Linked DNA regions of Homo sapiens: regions 1 and 3 are each linked to region 2. A link is a loop called in an ENCODE intact Hi-C map of the cell type or tissue named here. Cell type or tissue: CD4-positive, alpha-beta T cell. All regions are shown on one strand. Each heading gives the region's core, and the rest is flanking DNA. Links, peaks and the distances in the headings are about the cores only. Region 1 overlaps RPTOR (regulatory associated protein of MTOR complex 1). Region 2 overlaps RPTOR (regulatory associated protein of MTOR complex 1). Region 3 overlaps RPTOR (regulatory associated protein of MTOR complex 1).

Region 1 (6,589 bases), core at 1,133-6,132, 50 kb before region 2:
ATAATGTGTCAGACACTTGAATATTGTTGCACGTCTGCTTTTCCAACTGAATTTTCGAGTGCAGATATATGTGCAGTCTGTTTAATATAATGGGTTTTCGATCTTGTCCTTTCTTGGAAAGTAAAATGCTTTTTATTACCTGGAAACTAATTTCAAGCAATAGATTGCATTTTTCCTGGGAGTCTTGTGGTCAGTTTTGTTTTTCCAATGCAGATTGCCTCCAAATCTTTATTTTGAAAACTTTTCACACAATTGGAAGACCTGAAAGAATGGTACCATGAACACCTCACACTCACCACTTTGACACAAGGCTTGTTTGCATTTTGTCGTATTTGCTCTTTCTGTCACACTTTTGTTTGTTTTTGAATCATTTGAAAGTAAGTAGCACATGTTATTATTATTATTATTATTATTTGAGATGGAGTCGCACTTTGTTGCCCACGCTAGAGTGCCGTGATGCGATCTTTGCTCACCGAAACCTCTGCTTCCTGAGTTCAAGTGATTCTCCTGCCTCAGCCTCCTGAGTAGCTGGGATTATAGGCACGCACCACCACACCCAACTAATTTTTTATTTGTACTTCTAGTAGAGAGGGGGTTTCACCATGTTGGCCAGGCTGGTCTTGAACTCCTGACCTAAAGTGATTTGCCCAACTCGGCTTCCCAAAGTGTTGGGGTTACAGGCGTGAGCAGGAGTGAGCCACCATGCCTGGCTAGTGATTTTCTTCCTGAATACTCCTGCACACATCTCATAAGAATTCAAACATCATTCACCCGTCTAACCATAATACCAATATCACTCCTAAGAAAATTGACCATACTTCCACAATATTATCTAAATAGTTCGTCTATATTGAAATTTCTTCAGCTGTTTCAATAACATCTTTTATAGCTGTTTTTTTTTTTTTAAAAAAAACAAAATCTACTCATTATGTTTGTTTCTTTAGTCTTTTCTAAATGCAGAGGTTTTTCCCCCCCTGTAAATGACACAGACTTCTTGTGGAAGGGTCCTGCTGCTTGTGTTGGAGAATGTCCCACTTAGGTTTTGCTGAGTGTTTCCTCATGGCATCATTTCACTTGTCTTTTCATTCCCTGCATTTCCTGCAAACTGGAAGTTCAATCTAGAGGTTTGATTGTATCCACATTAAGTCTTTTTGGCAAGAACGCTTCATAAGTGTTGTTGATGACTTCACATTGCATTACACCAGGAAGTGATCAGTCTTTAACTTAGAAGATTTGCTCTCACTCTAAAATAGGATAGTTTTAAAAATAGGCATCTTTTTTAAGGGAAGTGTTCTCACTCTTTCACCCAGGCTAGAGTACAATGGTATCATCATAGCTCACTGTAACCTCTAACTCTTGGGCTCGAGTGATCTTCACACCTTACCCTCCCACGTAGCTGGGACTACAGGTGTGCACCACTATGCCTGGCTAATTAAAAAATTTTTTTGTAGAGACAGGGTCTTGCTGTGTTGCCCAGGCTGGTCTTGAACTTTTGAGCTCAACAGATCCTCCCACCTAGACCTCCCAAAGTGCTAGGATTGCAGGTGTGAGCCACTGTTGGGCCTAATATATGAATCTTAATGTTTACTCTGTCTTCACACATAACTGATTGTCTAGTTATTAAATTCTGTGTTGTAAATCTGACTTGCTTAGCTTCCAGTGTCGAATTATCTGAAGCCATTCTGATTTTCAGCCTTTGCTTTGTGGCTCATTTGTTCTCTGAAGCCTGTGTCTTATGTACAAAGAAAGGTGTAAATACTCTTCTTCGACTTTTAATTGAAACTGATTTGGAAATCATTTGTCACAACCTGGGCAACATAGCGAGATCTTGTCTCTACAAAAAATACAAAAAAACTAGCTTGGTGTGGTGGCACCCACTTGTGGTCCTAGCTACTTGGGAGGCTGAGGTGGGGGCATCACCTGAGCCCAGGAGGTTGAGGCTGCAGTGAACCGTGATCACGCCACTGCACTCCAGCCTGGGAGGCAGAATGAGACTTTGTCTCAAAAACAAACAAACAAAACTTTTGTCAAAGATGTAAGGCCATAATGTGGATGGAAATTTTAAGGGGAAAGTAAAATATATAAGCGTGTATGTATAGTTATAAAAAGAACCTAAAGCATCTCAAAGTCCATAGTCCGTCAGCATCAGCGTCTGTCCACAGAGCCAGGGTCCCCCCTTGGATGCATCTCCTGTAAGATGAAGGCCCCCCTGCCCTGGTGTGATGTGTGGCCTTCAGTGATCATCATCATCCTGTCCGAGAGTCCTGCTGGCTCTGCTTGGAGAACCTGGCCACTTTCCTGCCTCTGCTCCTGGCAGCCTCCGTGGCCCGTCACTTCTTGTTTGCCTGTGAATTCTCTCTCCAGACTCGAGTGACACTTTGCCTTGCAAAGCTTTCCCCAGTGCTGTCAGACAGGGTTAGTTCTAAGTCTTTCCTGGGAGATCTGTGGCACTCTGGGCATTTCTGGAAGGAAACTTATGTGTGTCTCTTGTCCCTGGAAGGGACAGGGCACATCTTGTTCATCAGGGCACCGCAGCCCCAGGACCTGACTCTGATGCCACAAGCATTTAATGAAGACGTTCAAAGTGAACATTCAGAATCTCTGTCTCTTCATACTTCTTTTCTTGTGCTTATATTTAGTATGTAGTAACATTCATATATGGACACTTTCAAGAACTAACAGGACACAGGTGCTGTCTATGGTTGAATGACGCTGTGTTGGACTCGGGCTGGGCTGTGTGTTGTGTGGACACAGGTGCTCTCTATGGTTGAATGAAGTGGTGTTGGACTCGGGCTGGGCCGCGTGTTGTGTGGACACAGGTGCTCTCTGTTGTTGAATGAAGTGGTGTTGGACTCGGGCTGGGCCGCGTGTTGTGTGGACACAGGTGCTCTCTATGGTTGAATGAAGTGGTGTTGGACTCGGGCTGGGCCACGTGTTGTGTGGACACAGGTGCTCTCTGTTGTTGAATGAAGCGGTGTTGAGACTCGGGCTGGGCCGCGTGTTCTGGATAAGTGGCTGTGGAGCACGATGAAGCGTCTATCGCAGCATCATCTCTGCACCCAGATGTGGCCGTGCTGAGTGGATTCCTGCCCCAGATCTTGGGAAGAAGGTTGGCTTTCCTCCTGGTGTTGGTGGAAGGCCTCCCCGGCGACACTGCTGCACTCCACTGGGGCCTTTCATTGTCCTGTCCCTTCCTGACAAGGAAATGGCTGGACACTCTCTTCATGTCAGCACCCCTAGGTGCTGGGGGCTCAAAGATAAGCCAGGCCTGGAAGACCCACCCAGAGCCAGGGGAGCCCACCCCCAATACACATACTCACCAAGCCACATGCTGCGGTTGGGGGTCCCAGAGGTGTGCTCAGGCCAGCCTGTGGGGACAGCAAAGTGGCCTCCCCGAGAAGGGGGCCTGTCCTCAGTGTTTCAGAGGCCTCACCTTGTCTCATGCTTGAAATATTTCCTGAAGAATGCCATTTTTGAAATTTATTTTCTAAAGAAAAAAAATCCAAATATTGAAAGGCTCTGCTTGAATTTTTGTCAACAATTACTATATCAAGAAAATATTTCTGATTTAGGTGGCTCCTTCAGAATATCTGATTCCTGTGTTGGCTTCTGCGTTGCCTTTGCAGGCCTGTGTCTGTAGGTGAGGTTTTCCTGTTCAGATGGAGCTCTGTGGTGGTAAATGTGGCCTTCCTTGTTTTATGTTACGTGTTTCTCTCAACTTCATGAGATCAGACCAGATAGAGAATGTTAAAGAAAAAATATTTCGGGCAATTAGAATTGCAAGAATGTCAAGAAGAAATATGTGTAGTGAATAGCAGGCTGTAGAAACCATCTCACTGCTCAGATCTTAAAATCTGTAGCCAAGAGAGGCTTTGAAGCACCCAGGGAAGATGCATGTGCCACTCTGCATTTTGTAAAATTCTGAACCATGGACTTTATTGTAGTGCTCGCTTTGCCGACAGCTGCTTTAGTCGTCGATAATCCCCAAGGATACTTGCGTGTGCTGTTGCCTTCGTCACCAGGACTTGGAGGAAACTGCAGTGTTGCTATTTGTTATTTCACGTTGATATTTCCTTCCACCTTTGGCCTTGTCCTGCGGTAATTCCTCATTTAGGATTCCTTTGAATAGTTGGGTCATGGGGAGAGTTCTGACGTTATTTTACTAAGGTGAGGTTTGCTAAGCCATCATTCTTACGTAGATGGCAGAAAAAGCCATTCGGAGAAAATATCTGAGTCTGTTCCCGCCAGGTTAAATAGAAAGGGGATTTGCCAAGGATCTCCAGAAGACCCGAGAGCCGGTCCCTGACGTTATGGTAGGCTTCAAGGGGGCTTCTGTAGCTGCTGAGCAACTGAGACAGTGGAGGAGTCCTAGAAGACCTGCCACCGCCTCCTGAAGAGCCAGGTGCCTCTGCCACACAGCTCACAGGGTGCTCACCTCCCTGTGGAACGGGGGCCTCGAGTCTCAGGGTCTAGAATTGGATCTTGTAGGTGCATCTGATCATAGGAACCCAGGTCACATGCTGGCCCCTTAGCTGCAGGAGTCAGGACACAGTCTTTTTTTCCCCACCTTAGTAAGCTATGAACCGTAGCATAAGAAATTGTCAAATATATGGAAGGTGTTAAGAAGATTATGGGGAACTACAGATGGCAGATGTCTGCCGTGGTTCCCCATGGGGCATCTTAATGGACGGCTTATTACTAGGTTTTCAGCTGTGCAAGACCTTTGATTCACCCATGCCTTTCATCTCTGATACCCACTTAGCAGCACATGCTGTTACCTATTCTCTTTGAAATTGAGATTTCTTTCTTCCTTGTCCCATTCCACTCTTGCCACACCTAGCTCAGGCCTTCTTATTCCACCGTGACAGCTTCCTGGCTAATTTCCCTTCCTCCATTCTTTTTCTTCCCAAGTAAATGTTAGCCCTTGTCATTAATGTTAGACGTCATCTTCCTGAAAATATCCATTTAGCCAGGTTTATGCCGTGGCAGCTGCAGTGGGGCCCGGAGGCCTTTCTTCCAGGCCTCTGTTATTGGAATCCACCTCCCGCGTCTATTTGGAGCTATGGGGCCTTTGGAACGGCTTCATGAGATGCGTTGGCCCAAGCAGAAGGCTGGTACAGAAGCAGAACAAAGCTCTGAGCATTCTGAGAGTTTTCTGTTGAGAAATGCCATGGGCTTATGTCTTCAGCCTGCCTGGGAGCCCTGCATATTTTTACTTGCCTTGGGGTTGATTTGATGAAGCCTGTACCATGGGTAACATATTGCTGGATAATGAAGAGTGGAAGGAAAATTAGCCCTGAATGAATGACTCAGTCCCATGATAATGTGGCTAATTTTAATTTGCATCAGGAATAGTAAAGCTGTGGCCCAGTGTGTTATCAAATAAATCTCTAAACAGCCTTGAAATCAATCCATTTATTGAAAATTGAAAATCTTTTTTTTTTTTTTTTTTTTTGAGACGGAGTCTCACTCTGTTGCCCAGGCTGGAGTGCAGTGGCACGATCTCAGCCCACTGCAACCTCTGCCTCCCAGGTTCAAGCAATTCTGCCTCAGTCTCCCGAGTAGCTGGGATTATGGGTGCACACCACCACGCCTGGCTAATTTTTGTGTTTTTAGTAGAGATGGGGTTTCACCATATTCGCCAGGCTGGTCTCGAACTCCTGACCTCGTGATCTGCCTGCTTCGGCCTCCCGACGTGCAGGGATTATAGGCATGAGCCACCGCACCCGGCCTGAAAGTTGAAAATCTTGTTCCATGAAATAAATTTTAGAAAATTAGCCAGACATGGTGGCGCATGCCTGTAGTCTGAGCTACTCGGGAGGTTGAGATGGGAGGATCCGTTTGAGCCCTATTGAAGCAATAGGCTTCACTTTGTATCTTGAACTGGGAAGGAGTGGAGAAAAAAAAAATATTAGAGCCCTTTGCTATACTTACTTTACGAAGACCAATTATTTGTTGGTTTTTAAGGACCAGAGTTCCCAGGAGTAAGTGAAACACGACTCGATCTCTTAAGTGTGCCCAATACTGCCAGCACAACATTCCTCACACCGGTCCAGCTTGCTAGTTACCTTGGATACTCGCCCAAGCTTCAGCTGACTGCGCAGGTTATTTTCTATATCTTCAGGGTATAAAAACAGTTGTATAGACATACATGCACAACCATGAAAAAAATTTTTGACTATTGTGGTAAAGTCATTTTTATCCCCACTTCTGCCCCCCCATGCTTATAGAAATAACATGTTTATGGTAGATGGAAAGTGCATACACAGAAGGGCCAGGTACAAAGAAGAAAAGAAGAATCATCCACGTTCCTCTGAAGAGGTCAGAATCACTCATGACATCTTGTGTTTTCATTTGGTACGACCTTATATTTGGAATCACAGTTGTGGGTACAGTTTTGTACCCTCCTCTTTTCAGTTATGTTTGAGCATGTCCTGTGCCATTTAATATTCTTTGAGAACATATTTTTTAAACAGCTCTACTGAGATACAATTCACATACCCCAGAGTTCACCCATTTACCAACAGAGTTCACCAACAGTTGCAATCTGAAAGTATGTTTTTGTAAAGGACATATACTATTTTATCAT
Region 2 (6,589 bases), core at 380-5,379:
TCGTGGCATTTGGACCCTGCACCGCTCGAGATTCACTGCGCTGCACACCAGGGCCTCGGTAATTCAGTCAAAACAACAGATTTAGAGGTGTACAGAAAGGGCCATTCTATTTTCCATTTTGTATATTTCATGTCTCTTTAAATCTCTTAAAGCTTAGAACACCCGTTTTTCATATGCCTTTCTAAAAACTTTTTTCCAGGCGATTTTTAGATGCTATTTATGTGTAGTAAAATGCGTAGATCTTGAGTGTTTAGTCTGATGAGTTTTGACAGTTGTATCCTCCTGCTTAATCACACTCAAAGCAAGATGGAGATCATTTCCACTCCCCAGAAAGCTCCCTCAGCCCCCTTTCCAGTCAGTTTCTCCTGGCCGAGGCCAGCCGCCTTCTGCCTCCTATCACCAGAGGCTAGTTTTGCCCATGGAACTGAACGCCCCGATGAGTTCGTCTTGTCTGCTGCACAGACAAAACCAATTCACGGAGGCTGCAATATTGTAGTAAAGAAAGAATTTAACTCAAAGCCTTGCAGGTGGAAGGACGGGAGTTTTATTATTACTCAAATCAGCCCCTCTGAGAACTCAGAGACTAGGGTTTTTATGGATAATTTGGTGGGCGGGGCTAGGGAGTGGGTGCTGCTGATTGGTTGGGGGGTGAAGTCATGGGGTGGGGAAAATGGTCTTCTGCACTGAGTCTGCCTCTGGGTGGGGCCACAGGATGGGTCCAGGTGGGGTCAGTTGGTTGCCAGAACGCAAAACTCTGAAAAACATCTCCAGTCTTAGGTTTTGTAATGTGTTGTTTTCTACAGGAGCAATTGGGGAAGTCGCAAATTTTATAACCTGGCCACGACTCCCGAGCAGCAAGGAATTATAGAAAGGCAAGCTAGGGATGATGGCTGGGTATCATTAGTGACATCTACATCTTAGCAGAATTCAGGCCCCTCACATAATCCTAATCTCATGGCCTTTCATAGTCTTACAAAGGTGGTTTCAGTCCCTGAACCAGGAGGGGACCAGTTTTAGGGAGGGACTGTTATCATCCTTGCTTTAAAGTTCAACTGCAAACTAAATTCCTCCCATGGTTAGCTGTGCCTGCATCCGGGAATGGGTGAGGGCAGCCGCCTGTGAGGTTAGGAGGGAGGTGGAATCAGCCTTGCCAGCCTTTTCTCCCTGTCATAATCTTGCCCAGGTGGCCTCACTTATTTTTTACCTTTTTCTACAGTGACCACATGTGATGTATTCTTTTGCTCTTGCGTTTGGCCTCGTTCACTCAGGGTGAGGCTTCTGAGACTCGTCCGGGCGGCAGCTCATTGCTGGGTGTCCCGGAGCCTGCACATCCACGCAGGGTGCATCCACCCTCCCTCTCCCACAGGTTCACGCTGCACCTGTTTCCAGTGACTGGCTTTTAGGGATAAAGCTGCCATGAGTGTTGGGGTGCAAGTCTTGTGTGGACCATATATTTTTATTTCTCTTGAGTGTATGGGATTGCAGGTCATTGGGTGGTTGTATGTTTCCAGTTACATTTTGCAAGCCACTCTAAATTGACAAAAATGACAAAAATCATCTCTTTCTTTGCAAAGCCAGGCAATCTGCAGAGGAATCTTTATTTACAGTTTCCTCCAGCACTCTGGAGACATGGAAGCGTAGGCATCAGTGAGCTGGGAGGTATTTGGTTGTCTTTGAATGAATTATTAGGTGAGATATTGACATTATTTCCCCTCAAACAGTCCACATTCCTGAATGGCAGGGAGTGAAGGCAGCCTGTGCTTATGTTTGTGCTTATTATGGAGTGTGCACGTGGATCTATTTACCGTGTGGAAAATAATAGAATGAATTGCTTTTACACATTACTGGGCTTAAGAAATGGAAGGTGACATAGCCTTTGAAACCCCCTCTGAGCCCCTCCCCAGTCACAGTCCCCTCTGTCTTCCTGAGCTCACCCTGTCCTGATTGGGCCTTGTGCCTTCCTCTGCTTGAGACTGGTTCTGTGCGTGTGCGTGTGTGCAAGCAGGTGTGTGCACAAGATGGGCTGGCCTGCCCTGCTTTGGCACGGAAGCATCCTCCGCTGGGTGTTTGTTCTGAGGCTCATCTCACAAGGATCTGGGTCCTCAGGCTCCCACTGCTCTGCATCTTCCCCGTGACAGCCGCGTGGGCATTTGCTCTTGACCCTGTGGTGGCTGAGACAGAAACCTTGGAGGAGTCACTCACTTCTGTTGGAGCAAAATGCAGGCCTCCTCCAGGGCTGCGTCTGGGAGGGACTTGGGTGGTGGAGTGTTTATGACTTAGCGCAGAGGGCTCTTACGTGCAAACCATCTTGGCTGTGGAGCGCCCTGTTGCCTGGAAGGTCTGCCTTCTCATGGGGGCTGGGCTTCCAGACTCCTGAAATGTGCTGTGAGGCTTCCTATTCTTTCTTAATGATTAAAAATACGATTTCTTCTTTAATGCCCAGCACAAATGCATTTAGCTGTGTTTATTTTTTTCCCTAAGTAACAGAAGCAATCCTGAGAAAATAATTCTTACACTCAGTATTGATTCTCTGCTTCATGTGCTAGGGTGTTCCCCCTCCCACTGAAGTTGCTGCTGCTTCACCCTCTCCTCCTCGATGGCCTACCATCCTGCAGCCTCGCTCCCTGCGCCTGCCCCCTTCTCCTTCTCCTCCTTCCCCTTTCAGTGCTTGCTCTTCCCTCCTTTCCTTCTTCTCTTCCTCACCCCACTCTTCCCCCTTTTCTCCTCCTGCCTCTCTTTCCACCTCCTCCTCCGTCCCTGCTGGTCTCCTAAGAAGCACTTAGTAGCACTCAGAATCCTTGACCTTGGCAGGCTTGGGAAGTGTTGGTTAATGAAGGGATGTGAAGACGAAGGGAGTCTGAGTCTCCAAAGGAATCATGGCTGTTGGGAGTTTGCTTGATTAGGAGATGGGCCGTTTATTACAATGTGAGTTGTTAACTCTAAAGTGCCTGAGATAAATTTATAGTGTTTATTTGCTTCAGAAGGAGTTGGATTTTTTCTTACAAAGTGAAATATACTTTTCTAAATTTTATGTTTATATAAACATAATTTATGTTGTTATAGTTTTAATCTGCATTACTCCTCAAAAGGAACAAAAATGTTTTGGCTTTTTTCTCCCTGAGCTGCAGAGACCTTTTTCTCCTGCTTCTGTCCTCTGTATTCTCCCCACCCCTTTCTCCCTCCTTTCTTCCCTCTTTTTAATCTGTCAATTAAAATATTTGAAAGGATATCACTGAGATCTTTGGGCAAGGACTTTACCTGTTTTTGCTGTTGTCAACCGAGGGTGCGGTGGCTCCTCCCACCTGCTGTCTCTGGTTTTTACTGGGCTTCCTCTCCATTATCCTAATTAGGTGGTTTGCCGGTTGTTACACATCAAAGACCTGAGTTTCCTGGCGAGGAGGGAGGGAGGCATGGGAGCCCCTCATTACCGGCGTGCATCCTAACCACACTGCTTGTTTTCTTCTTGAGAAAATTTTTTTCTTTTCTTTTCCCTTTCCTTTCCTTTCCTTTCCTTTCCTTTCCTTTCCTTTCCTTTCCTTTCCTTTCCTTTCCTTTCCTTTCCTTTCCTTTCCTTTCCTTTCCTTTCCTTTCCTTTCCTTTCCTTTCCTTTCCTTTCCTTTCCTTTCCTTTCCTTTCCTTTCCTTTCCTTTCCTTTCCTTTCCATGTCCTTTCCTTTCCTTTCCATGTCCTTTCCTTTCCTTTTCCTTTCCCCTTTCCTTTCCTGACAGAGTCTCGTTCTGTCACCCAGGCTGGAGTGCAGTGGCGTGATCTCGGCTCACTGCAACCTCCGCCTCCCAGGTTCACGCCATTCTCCTACCTCAGCCTCCCGAGTAGCTGGGACTACAGGCGCCCGCCACCATGCCCGGCTAATTTTTTTGTATTTTTAGTAGAGATGGGGTTTCACCGTGTTAGCCAGGATGGTCTCGATCTCCTGACCTCGTGATCCGCCCACTTTGGCCTCCCACAGCTGGGATTACAGGCGTGAGCCACCGCGCCCGGCCCCCCAAAAATTTTTCTTTAGAAATGATATAAAGTATGAAGAACTCTTGGAAGATCTTCGTCGGAAAGATGAAGGAAGTCTTGTTTGTCTCGTAACCCTGGAGGCCACTGAGTATCTCTCCCTCCCATCTGCCTGTGCCCGTGTATCCTGCGTCTGTTGTGAAATGTTTACCATGCCTTGACTGGGACTTGTGGGCTGAGCAGGGAGGACAAACGTTTTATTTTTAGTGACTGTCCCTCAAAGAGCTATACTTTCGATGCCTTTCAATATGAAATAGTAAAAATCTTGCCATTTGATATTACCTAAAATATTACTCTTCTCCAAAGTTGGTTTGCCAAAATAAATTATGTTTATTATCTACTCTTTCTCCTTGATATTATCTAAAATATTATTCTTCTCCAAAGTTGGTTTGCCAAAATAAATTACGTTTATTATCTACTCTTTCTTCTTGCTATGAGTTTAAGAAGACTCTTGTTCCCTCTCCCTCGATCAAGCCTGCTGCAGACACAGAAGATGGAGACTAGAAGAAGTGCTAGGACAAGCTACCGCTGTCTTCAGGGTGACCCTGAAGAGTTAGGTCCTTGCCGTGAGTATAGGTGAGGCCGAAACAAGTGACCCGGAATCTAATCACAGCCTGGGCAGAGTGTAGGAAGGGCGCAAGGATGAAAATGACTGCTTGGTTGGACGCAGCAAAATGTTGATTATTGGCCATATATGCGTCACTTTGCTAGTTGCTGTGGATATAACAATAAGTGATACCTCCTACTGGCAAAGAATTCTAAGTCTGATAGGGAAAATAAACATCATTCATTCATTCATTCAGCAAATGTTTATTGGGATTCCACTGTGCTTCAGCCTCTGTGAGCAGCGCCCAACATTGCCCCTGCTGTAGTGGTGCAGAGCCTCGTGGGGAGATGGGTGGCCGAGCAGTCCGAGAACCCACCTAAGGAGTGGATGGTAAACTGAGGCAGCGCCTTGAAAGGAAGAATGCTGTCTGTGAAGGGTGATGGCGAGTTCTCTTGACCAGAAGCCATGCGAATTACTGCCCGTGTCCTCTGATCGAGCCTTCTAGGCCACTACCGTATCCTCAGAGAAGGCTTTATAGTCCAGCCAACAGCACTCCAGGAATTGTCTACTCAAGGAATGCAGTAGGTGGCACTTGTTGAGTGCATTCTGTGTGGTTAGGACACTGATTCATCAGGGCCTGGATTTTCCCAATAACCCCGGGAGGAAGGCGTTCCCGTCTCCACGTCCCTTTCCCAGCGTGCCAGTGCTGATGGTAGGTTCTGCTGGATCCCTGCCCCGGTGCATGTTGATCTTTCCAGTACAGCTTGTTGCCCCCCAGGGAGGCAGGGAAGTAAGTCCATACCACATTGGAAGAGTTAGACGGGTCTTGGAGAGGCTGGAGGGGGACAGCCGGGGGAAGCTCCATAGAGGTGGTGACGTCTGAGCTGGGAGCGAAGGGAGACCAGGGCTGGGCAAGGTGGGCAAAGTGTGAGCAGACATTCCAGTGGAAGCCAGAGGAGCAGGCTGGACTCTGCATTTGTTCCTACTGGAATAAGGAACAGGTGTTTGAGTGGATACAGAATAAGGACTTGATCGCCTTCCTTGCTGACAAGTGCATCGTGAGGTGCTCTTTTTTCTACTCATCCCACTTTCGAAGTTTCTTTTTCTTGACTATTTTGACTTAAGATGCCCAGAGTTAATAAAGTTGCATAATTTATCTTCCCATTTAAAAGATGTCAGTGGAAGTCATAGCAAATAGTAAGCCCTTCGCACCCATGACCTTTGTTTAGCTGAGTCTCTTGGGACAAAGATAACAAGTTGTTGACACACGGGAGAGAATGTTAGTATTCTTTGTGGTTTCATGGGACAAATATGGAGGCTCCTTCATTTGCTTGATACTAACTGCAGTTTGGACTTAAGCCTGCAGAGGTGATTGGAAAGATTTTCAGTGAAATGAGTGGTGTAATTGTGATTGTGATAATGCAGGTGACTGCTTTTCATTCATTCGGTTCCCACCGGCAGCCTGGCATTTAGAAAAAAGTTAACCTTTCTGTGAAATCATTTTAGTGGGAAAATCCACAAGGGTCTGCCATTCTGTCAGCAACAAAAATGCCGTGGGCAGAACGACCTTCAGATGGGATTCTGGAACCACAGGGGGTTTAATGCAAACAGATGACATGGAAGCTGCACAGAGGAAACGTCTGGTTTCAGGCGCGGGCATCTAACCTGCCCTGTTCTTCAGTGCAGGTTTCAGATACCACAGCAGTAAACAGTTACCACATTTCCCTTAGTGTAGCAGGCCTGAGGGGTAGCGGAGAGGCAGGTTGGGCCTCCACTAGACAAAGTTTATCCTAGTGAGTTCTTTTGGGTTCAACTTGTCAAGGAGGGTGGCTACTGAGAGGTTGCCTGATAATCTCCAAGTTTCTTCCATCTCCATCCATTTTTACTCATTACTAGCCTTTATAAAGTACAGAGTGAGATAATTTTCATCATGTTCCTAGGCTGGCAGGCCTGGGTTCTAAGTATTACTTGAGGTCATAGAGCAGGCTTGTGTTCTTTGTAGAAAGGCCTTTGATAGGTGGC
Region 3 (6,589 bases), core at 378-5,377, 89 kb before region 2:
CCCATTGATCTGCTGGTGTCATTGGTCAGCCCTAGCACCACTCTGTCTGCTTTAATTACTAGGGCTTTATAAAAAATGTGTGAAGGAAGCACTTGTTTTTCTTGAGAATGTCTTGGCTATTCTTGTTCTTTTGTTCTTCATATAGGTTTAACAATTAGCTTGACGAGTTCAAAGAAAGAAAATTTGGGGGGTATTTGATTGGGATTGCACTGAGCCTATACATCAATTTGGACAGATTTGATATCTTTTCAGAATTGAGACTTCTGGTCCACACACATGGCATATCTCTTATTTAGATAGGTCTTCTTTAATTTCCCTGAATTAAGTTATATGCTTTTCCCTGTAGAGGTGTTGCCCATCTTTTGTTGGAATTCTTTTAAGTACTTGATATTATTTTGATGCTGTCCTAAGAGGCAACTTTAAAAAATTTAAGTTTTTAGCCTGTTATTTGGTAGGTATATAAGAGTAAAAATTATTTTTTATATTGCTTTATATGCAGCATTCATGATATCTCCATGTCATCAGGAGCCCTGGCAGCCATGCACACAGCTTCCTGCCCCCTTGATCCTGAAGAGTGTGTAAGGCTGCTGGGGATCGGATGCAGTTATGTAAGGGGTGTGGATGCAGAGGAGCCAGCCGTGGTTTCATGCTGGTCTTGAGTGTCATTCTAATCATGAGGCCACCTTACACCCCTCTACTCCAGGACATCCCACAGATCAGAAGGCTCATGGGAACCCAGATGGAGAACCAGCTCCTAGCACTGGCCTTCCCCATTTATCTTAACTGGTGCATTTCCAGGGCAGCAGGGCTGCAAGAGTCAGCCCTACAGCTGTCTGCCCACATGCCTGGGTCGGGGGAAGTTTTGGGCTTCATGTCAATTCTTGAGTTCCCGAGAGTTCGTGTCCAGGTTGGGAATAACTTGTCCCACAAATGCCTGGTAGAACTTGCCCATAAGGTCATGTAATCCGAAAGTGTTGTTTGTAAAAAAATTTTTAAAGTTCTGATTTAAGCTTTTAAGATGGTTTTTTTTTTCTTTTTTCTTTTTTTTTTTTTTTTTGAGACGGAGTCTCGCTCTGTCGCCCAGGCCGGACTGCGGACTGCAGTGGCGCAATCTCGGCTCACTGCAAGCTCCGCTTCCCGGGTTCACGCCATTCTCCTGCCTCAGCCTCCCGAGTAGCTGGGACTACAGGCGCCCGCCACCGCGCCCGGCTAATTTTTTGTATTTTTTTAGTAGAGACGGGGTTTCACCTTGTTAGCCAGGATGGTCTCGATCTCCTGACCTCATGATCCACCCGCCTCAGCCTCCCAAAGTGCTGGGATTACAGGCGTGAGCCACCGCGCCCGGCCGGTTTTTTTTTTCTTTTTGAGTCAGTTTTGGCAAGTTACATTTTAAGAAGACTTTGTCTATTTCATCTAGGTTTCAAATTTATAGGCATAAAGTTGTTTGTAACATCCTCTTGTGATCTTTTTAAAGTCAATGGGACTGTAGTAATGTTTCCTTTTTATTCCTGACATTGAGATTTGTGCGTCCACTCTTTTTTGTTGTTGTTTTTTTGAGACAAGATCTTGCTTTGTCACCCAGGCTGGAGTGCAGTGGTGCGATCATGGCTCACTGCAGCTTTGAACTCCTGAGCTCAAGCGGTCTTCCCCGCTTAGCCTCCCAAGTAGCTGGGACTACAGATGTGTGCCACCAAGCCCAGCTTATTTAATTTTTTTTTTTTTTTTTGTAGAGACAGGGTCTTCTTATGTTTCTTAGGCTCATCTTGAACTCCTTGGCCTCGAGTGATCCTCCTGCCCTGGCCTCCCAAAGTGCTGGGATTACGGATGTGAGCCACCATGCCTGGCCCCCTAGTTTATTTTATATCTTATTATTTCCTTTTTTCTACTTTCCTTGGGTTTGTTTTATTACCTTTTCCGCCATTCTTGAGGGGGAGATTCTTGAGATGAGTACTTACCTTATTAGTTTTCAGCCATTTGTCTTTTCTAGTGTATGCACTTAGCATTTAGAAATGTAAATGCTTAATGGCATTCAACAAGTAGTAGTTTTTAAAAATATATTTATGTATTTCAGAGACGAGGTCTCCCTGTGTTACCCAGGCTGGTCTTGAATCCTGGCTCCTTCCGCCTTGGCCTCCCAAAGTGCTGGGATTATAGGCATGAGCCACCATGCCTGGCTGGATATACAGTATTTTTGTTCAGTTCAAATTATTCTCTAAATTTTATTTTGACTTGATCAATTTATTATTTAAAAGTGTTGTAATTTTTAAACATAGAAGACTTTTTCTAGGATTTATTTTTGATTTCTTAATTGCATTTTGATCAGTAGACGTCTGTCAGCAGGGCAGTAGCAGGTGCACCGCACGTCTGTAGGGGGAGCCATCCACACCGTTGCCATGTGCGAATGGCGCCCCCTCGTGTTGTGGATGGTGTAGGTTGCACCGCTGTGTGCACACGTGTGCATACATGCATGCACACGCTTGGAATTTCAGCTGCTCTGTCCCTTATAGGCCCGTGCGTGGTCAGTTTTTGTAAATGTTCCCTGTGTACTTGAACACGATGCGTGTCTACAGCTGTTGGTGCCACCTTTTATACGTGTCCATTAAGTCAAATATTTTATTTGTGGTGTACAAATCATTTACACTTTACTGATTTTTTTGACTGTTTCTATCAGTAACAGAGAGGTGTATTAACACTTCTCACCATCATTGTAAATATGTCTATTCTCCTTATTAGACATATTTAGATAGAATTCTCTGCCCATTTGTGCTTCATTTATATTTTGAGGCCATATTGTTGTAAAACTGTTGTATCTTCCTGGTAAATTGGAGTCTATATTGTTGTAAAGTGACTCTTTATCCCTAATAAAACTTTTTGCCTTACAGTCTGTTTTGTCTCAGGATAGTTACACCAGTTTTCTCTTGGTTAGTGTCAGTCTTGTTTATTTGTCCTTTTATATAAGTCAACACTTCTGTAGCCTTGTATTTTTCATATGTCTCCTATAAACAGCTTGTAGTTGGATTAAAACAGATCAGTCTGATGATTTTTGTCTTTCAGTTGGAGCACTTAGTCTACTTACAGCCATTGGGGCCTAAATCTGCCATCTCTTTTGTGCTTTCTATTTGTCCTTCCTGTAATGTTTTTTTAAATGCCTTTTTATAGATTGAAAATATTTAATTTCTTCCCTTTTACTATTTTTGAAGCAGTGCACTGTTTTTCTCTTGTAATGGTTTCTTAGAAATTACAGTAGGAATACTGAAAAAAGTACAACGTCCGTCATGACCTTTATTCTTTTCTTAGACAACCCAAGACTTAGGAAATTATTTAATCCGTTTGTTTCTTGTATGTGAGTATTGCTGTGTACAGTATTTTATTTTTAACATCCCAAGTTACCATCCTTGTTTTCGGCAGTCATTGTTCTTTCAGGCTGATGCACATGCTTTTGACTCTTCGCTCTCCTTTCCTTTAGCGTCTCAGAACTTTCCTATGGGGCCACCTACTTTGACTGAAAGACTTCAGAATTCTTTTCTCATGACGGTCTACTGATGCCACATTCACTTCGTTAGTCTGAAAATATCTTTTTTGTTTGTGTGTTTTTGTTTTTTTGAGACAGGGTCTCGCTCTGTTATCCAGGCTAGAGTAAAGTGGCATGACCTTGGCTCACTGCAACCTCCACCTCCTGGGTTCAAGCCATCCTCCCAACTCAGACTGTTGTGTAGCTGGGACAGCAGGTGTGTACCACCACACCCAGCTAATTTTTGTATTTTTTGTAGAGACGGGGTTTTGCCCTGTGGCCCAGGCTTGTCTCGAACTCATGGGCTCAGGCGATCCACATACCTTGGCCTCCCAAAATGCTGGGATTACAGGCGTGAGCTCCCATGCCTGGCCTCTGAAAATGTCTTTATTCAGTCATAATTCTTTTTTTTTTTTTTTGAGATGAAGCTTCGCTCTTTTTGCCCAGGCTGGAGTGCAGTGGCACGATCTCAGCTCGCTGCAACCTCTGCCTCCCAGGTTCAAATGATTCTCCAGCCTCATCCTCCCAAGTAGCTGAAATTACAGGCATGCACCACCATGTCTGGCTAATTTTGTATTTTTAGTAGAGATGGGTTTCACCGTGTTGGTCAGGCTAATCTTGAACTCCTGACCTCAGGCAATCCATCTGAACTGGCCTCCCAAAGTGCTGTGATTATAGGCATGAGCCACCACACCCGGCCTCAGTTGTCATTCTTGAAAGGTATTTTTCCTAGGGATGGAATTCTAGAGTGATGTTTTCTTTTAGACTTTGAGGACAGCTGGGACCTACAGGTGCATGCCACCACACCTGGCAAGTTTTACATTTTTTTTATAGAGCTAGGGTCTTCCTATGTGGCCCAGGCTTGTCTTGAACTGCTGGGCTCAAGCAGTCCCCCTGCCTCGGCCTCCCAAAATGCTGGCATTAGAGGCGTGAGCCATTGCGCCTGACTCTCCAGCTTATTTACAGTCCTTTCCACGGAAGTCACTGAAGAATTGGATAAGTGTACAGTCTATACTTTTCATCAAGCAATAGATAAAGAGGTAGCAGCAGGGTGTCATGGCCAGGGTGTCAAACTGTGTGGAAGCTGCAGTCCAGCTCTGGAGCTGGGCTTCATGCCCATCTCCAGTGCCATTCTCTTCGAAGGGCCTTGGACCTGCAGCCTTCCTGGAGGGAGAGGGTGAATAGCCAAGATGCAGAATGGGCTTTCTTTGTAATCTGGAAGACCTACGCTTAATGAAGCAGTGTCAGTTTGAACACTTCTTAGGCTTATGCAAACATGTTTAGGTTATTTTAGCTGATTGAAGGCAAAATATGGCCTGACGCTGTGATGTGCGGCGCAGTCAAATGCGTCAGACCCTGGCTGTGTTCACAGAGTGCAGCATCCAGACTGAGGGCGGAGATAGCCTCTCTGCTCATGAGCTGTCTCTAAAGAAGCGCCCTCTTTAAAAAGATTGCACGTTACATTGGAATTTATTCAAGGTGCGTGGCTGAGATAGTGAAGGGATGCAAACCGTCATCTGAGGAACTTAAGTCAGGGAGCTGGGTTGTTTAGTGTGGAGTAAAGGATCTTTCATGAGTGAGTGGTTGGGGGGGTGGTACATTTCACTCCAGATGTCAACAGTCATTGCGATGTTGGCACTGCTTTGGTCCTGAGTTTCAAGGGAGGAAATTGAAGGCTTGAGAGGTGAAGTAATTTGCAGAAGGTCCCCTGAACTCAGGCCTGACTGTCTCCAAAGTGGCGTGTCAGCTGAGGGAACACAGGGTATCTTGCAGTCGTGATTTCTGATCAACACAAGCTGTCCAGCTTCCCAACATGGCCAAACAACAGGACAGACGTGGCTGCTTTCCGTGGGCTCTGTTGCTTCTGATTTATGTGTGTCTTTTCTCTTTGAGTTGAAGCATTAGAAGGTGTATCCACCAAGATCCAGTAAAGAAGACAGAAAACACACCAGGTATCTCAACCAAGCGGATTTAGGTGGGGAACTGGTTTTACAGGCTTTCGAGGGGCTGAAAGGGCCAAAAGGAAACCTTGACTGAGACGGTAACTACAGGAGGCAGGTGCTGCTGCTAGGGCTGGGGGAACAAATAGAAGAGGCTGGAGTTACTTAAATCTAGATGGCTAGAGAAGGGACCCAGTGAGCTGGGGCTTGGGCCACTGAGGTAGGGACACAGCCTGGCGCTTGCTGGCACCGCTGCTAAGTGCACAGTGCAGGGGCCTGGGAGCAGAAGGAAGCAGGAGGGCATGGGGGCGGCCGGCAGCTGGGAAGGGAACCATCCTCCCTCCTCGCCTGCCAGCCTCCCTGGAGGGTGCTGGACAGGTTTGAACTTCATGTGGTAGCAGTAATTTTAAGGTTTTGTTTTGTCCCCTTGCAACTCTCCTTACTTGCTTTGTCCCCTTGCAACTTATAACTACCTTACACAGGTACTCTGCATTGGTACTCTGCACAGGTACTCGGGGTTATTATTTACATATGGGATCTGAGCCTCCTGTGCTTTGCCCGAGTTAGGGCCTCAAGGACTTTGTGGATCCCTTCCTGATCTTTTATTTATTTATTTGTTTATTTATTTATTTATTTATTTTGAGATGGAGTTTCGCTCTTGTTGCCCAGGCTGGAGTGCAATGGTGCGATCTCGGCTCACCGCAACCTCCGCCTCCCGGGTTCAAGCGATTCTTCTGCCTCAGCCCCCTGAGTAGCTGGGATTACAGGCATGCACCACCACTCTGGCTAATTTTGTATTTTTAGTAGAGGCAGGGTTTCTCCATGTTGGTCAGGCTGGTTTCGAACTCCCGACCTCAGGTGATCCGCCTGCCTCAGCCTCCCAAAGTGCTGGGATCATAGGCGTGAGCCACCATGCCCGGCCCTTCCTGATCTTTATGGCAAGAGGTTTTTGCCACAACAACACTTCACACCTGACTGAAGCCCAGAGAAGCCCACGTCACGATGGCTGGAGGCAAGGAAGAGGATCTAGTCTTTTCTCTCTCCCAGAGGCGGGAGCCTTATGTCCACATCACTGTGAGCCTGCTGGCCTTGCCCAAGGACTATTCTTTTAAACTAAGAGAGTAAATTAAGATATTTC

Evidence for each region. A loop is a pair of places that touch in the nucleus more often than their neighbours do. Peaks named below come from ENCODE experiments on the same cell type or tissue, not always from the same donor. Only the 100,000 strongest peaks of a DNase experiment are listed, where the experiment ranks them.
Region 1: a loop joins it to region 2, with 2.1 times the contacts of the local background. A loop is called at or near these places in 3 of 110 quality-filtered maps.
Region 3: it touches region 2 in a loop (3-fold over the local background); 6 of 110 quality-filtered maps call a loop at or near these places.

Annotation. Positions count from the first base shown.
Region 1 is chr17:80,610,865-80,617,453 of GRCh38, forward strand. The region is part of intron 1 of RPTOR (regulatory associated protein of MTOR complex 1); the gene reads left to right. Among named protein-coding and RNA genes, the nearest start is that of RPTOR, 69 kb to the left of the region's middle. RefSeq lists enhancers at 2,583-3,084, 3,085-3,584, 5,102-5,602, 5,603-6,103. In CD4-positive, alpha-beta T cell, for the core only: no CTCF peak of the experiment used is centred there; no DNase peak of the experiment used is centred there; H3K27ac peaks cover 1,474 bases.
Region 2 is chr17:80,661,842-80,668,430 of GRCh38, forward strand. All of the region lies in intron 3 of RPTOR (regulatory associated protein of MTOR complex 1), which reads left to right. Among named protein-coding and RNA genes, the nearest start is that of RPTOR, 120 kb to the left of the region's middle. RefSeq lists an enhancer at 1-66. In CD4-positive, alpha-beta T cell, for the core only: no CTCF peak of the experiment used is centred there; DNase peaks (open chromatin) are centred at 2,010 and 3,350; H3K4me3 peaks cover 1,151 bases; H3K27ac peaks cover 1,941 bases.
Region 3 is chr17:80,573,119-80,579,707 of GRCh38, forward strand. All of the region lies in intron 1 of RPTOR (regulatory associated protein of MTOR complex 1), which reads left to right. The region is part of intron 2 of LOC105371922 (a long non-coding RNA gene); the gene reads right to left. Among named protein-coding and RNA genes, the nearest start is that of RPTOR, 32 kb to the left of the region's middle. RefSeq lists an enhancer at 2,231-2,525. In CD4-positive, alpha-beta T cell, for the core only: CTCF peaks have their summits at 2,396 (motif pointing left) and 2,607; a DNase peak (open chromatin) is centred at 2,393.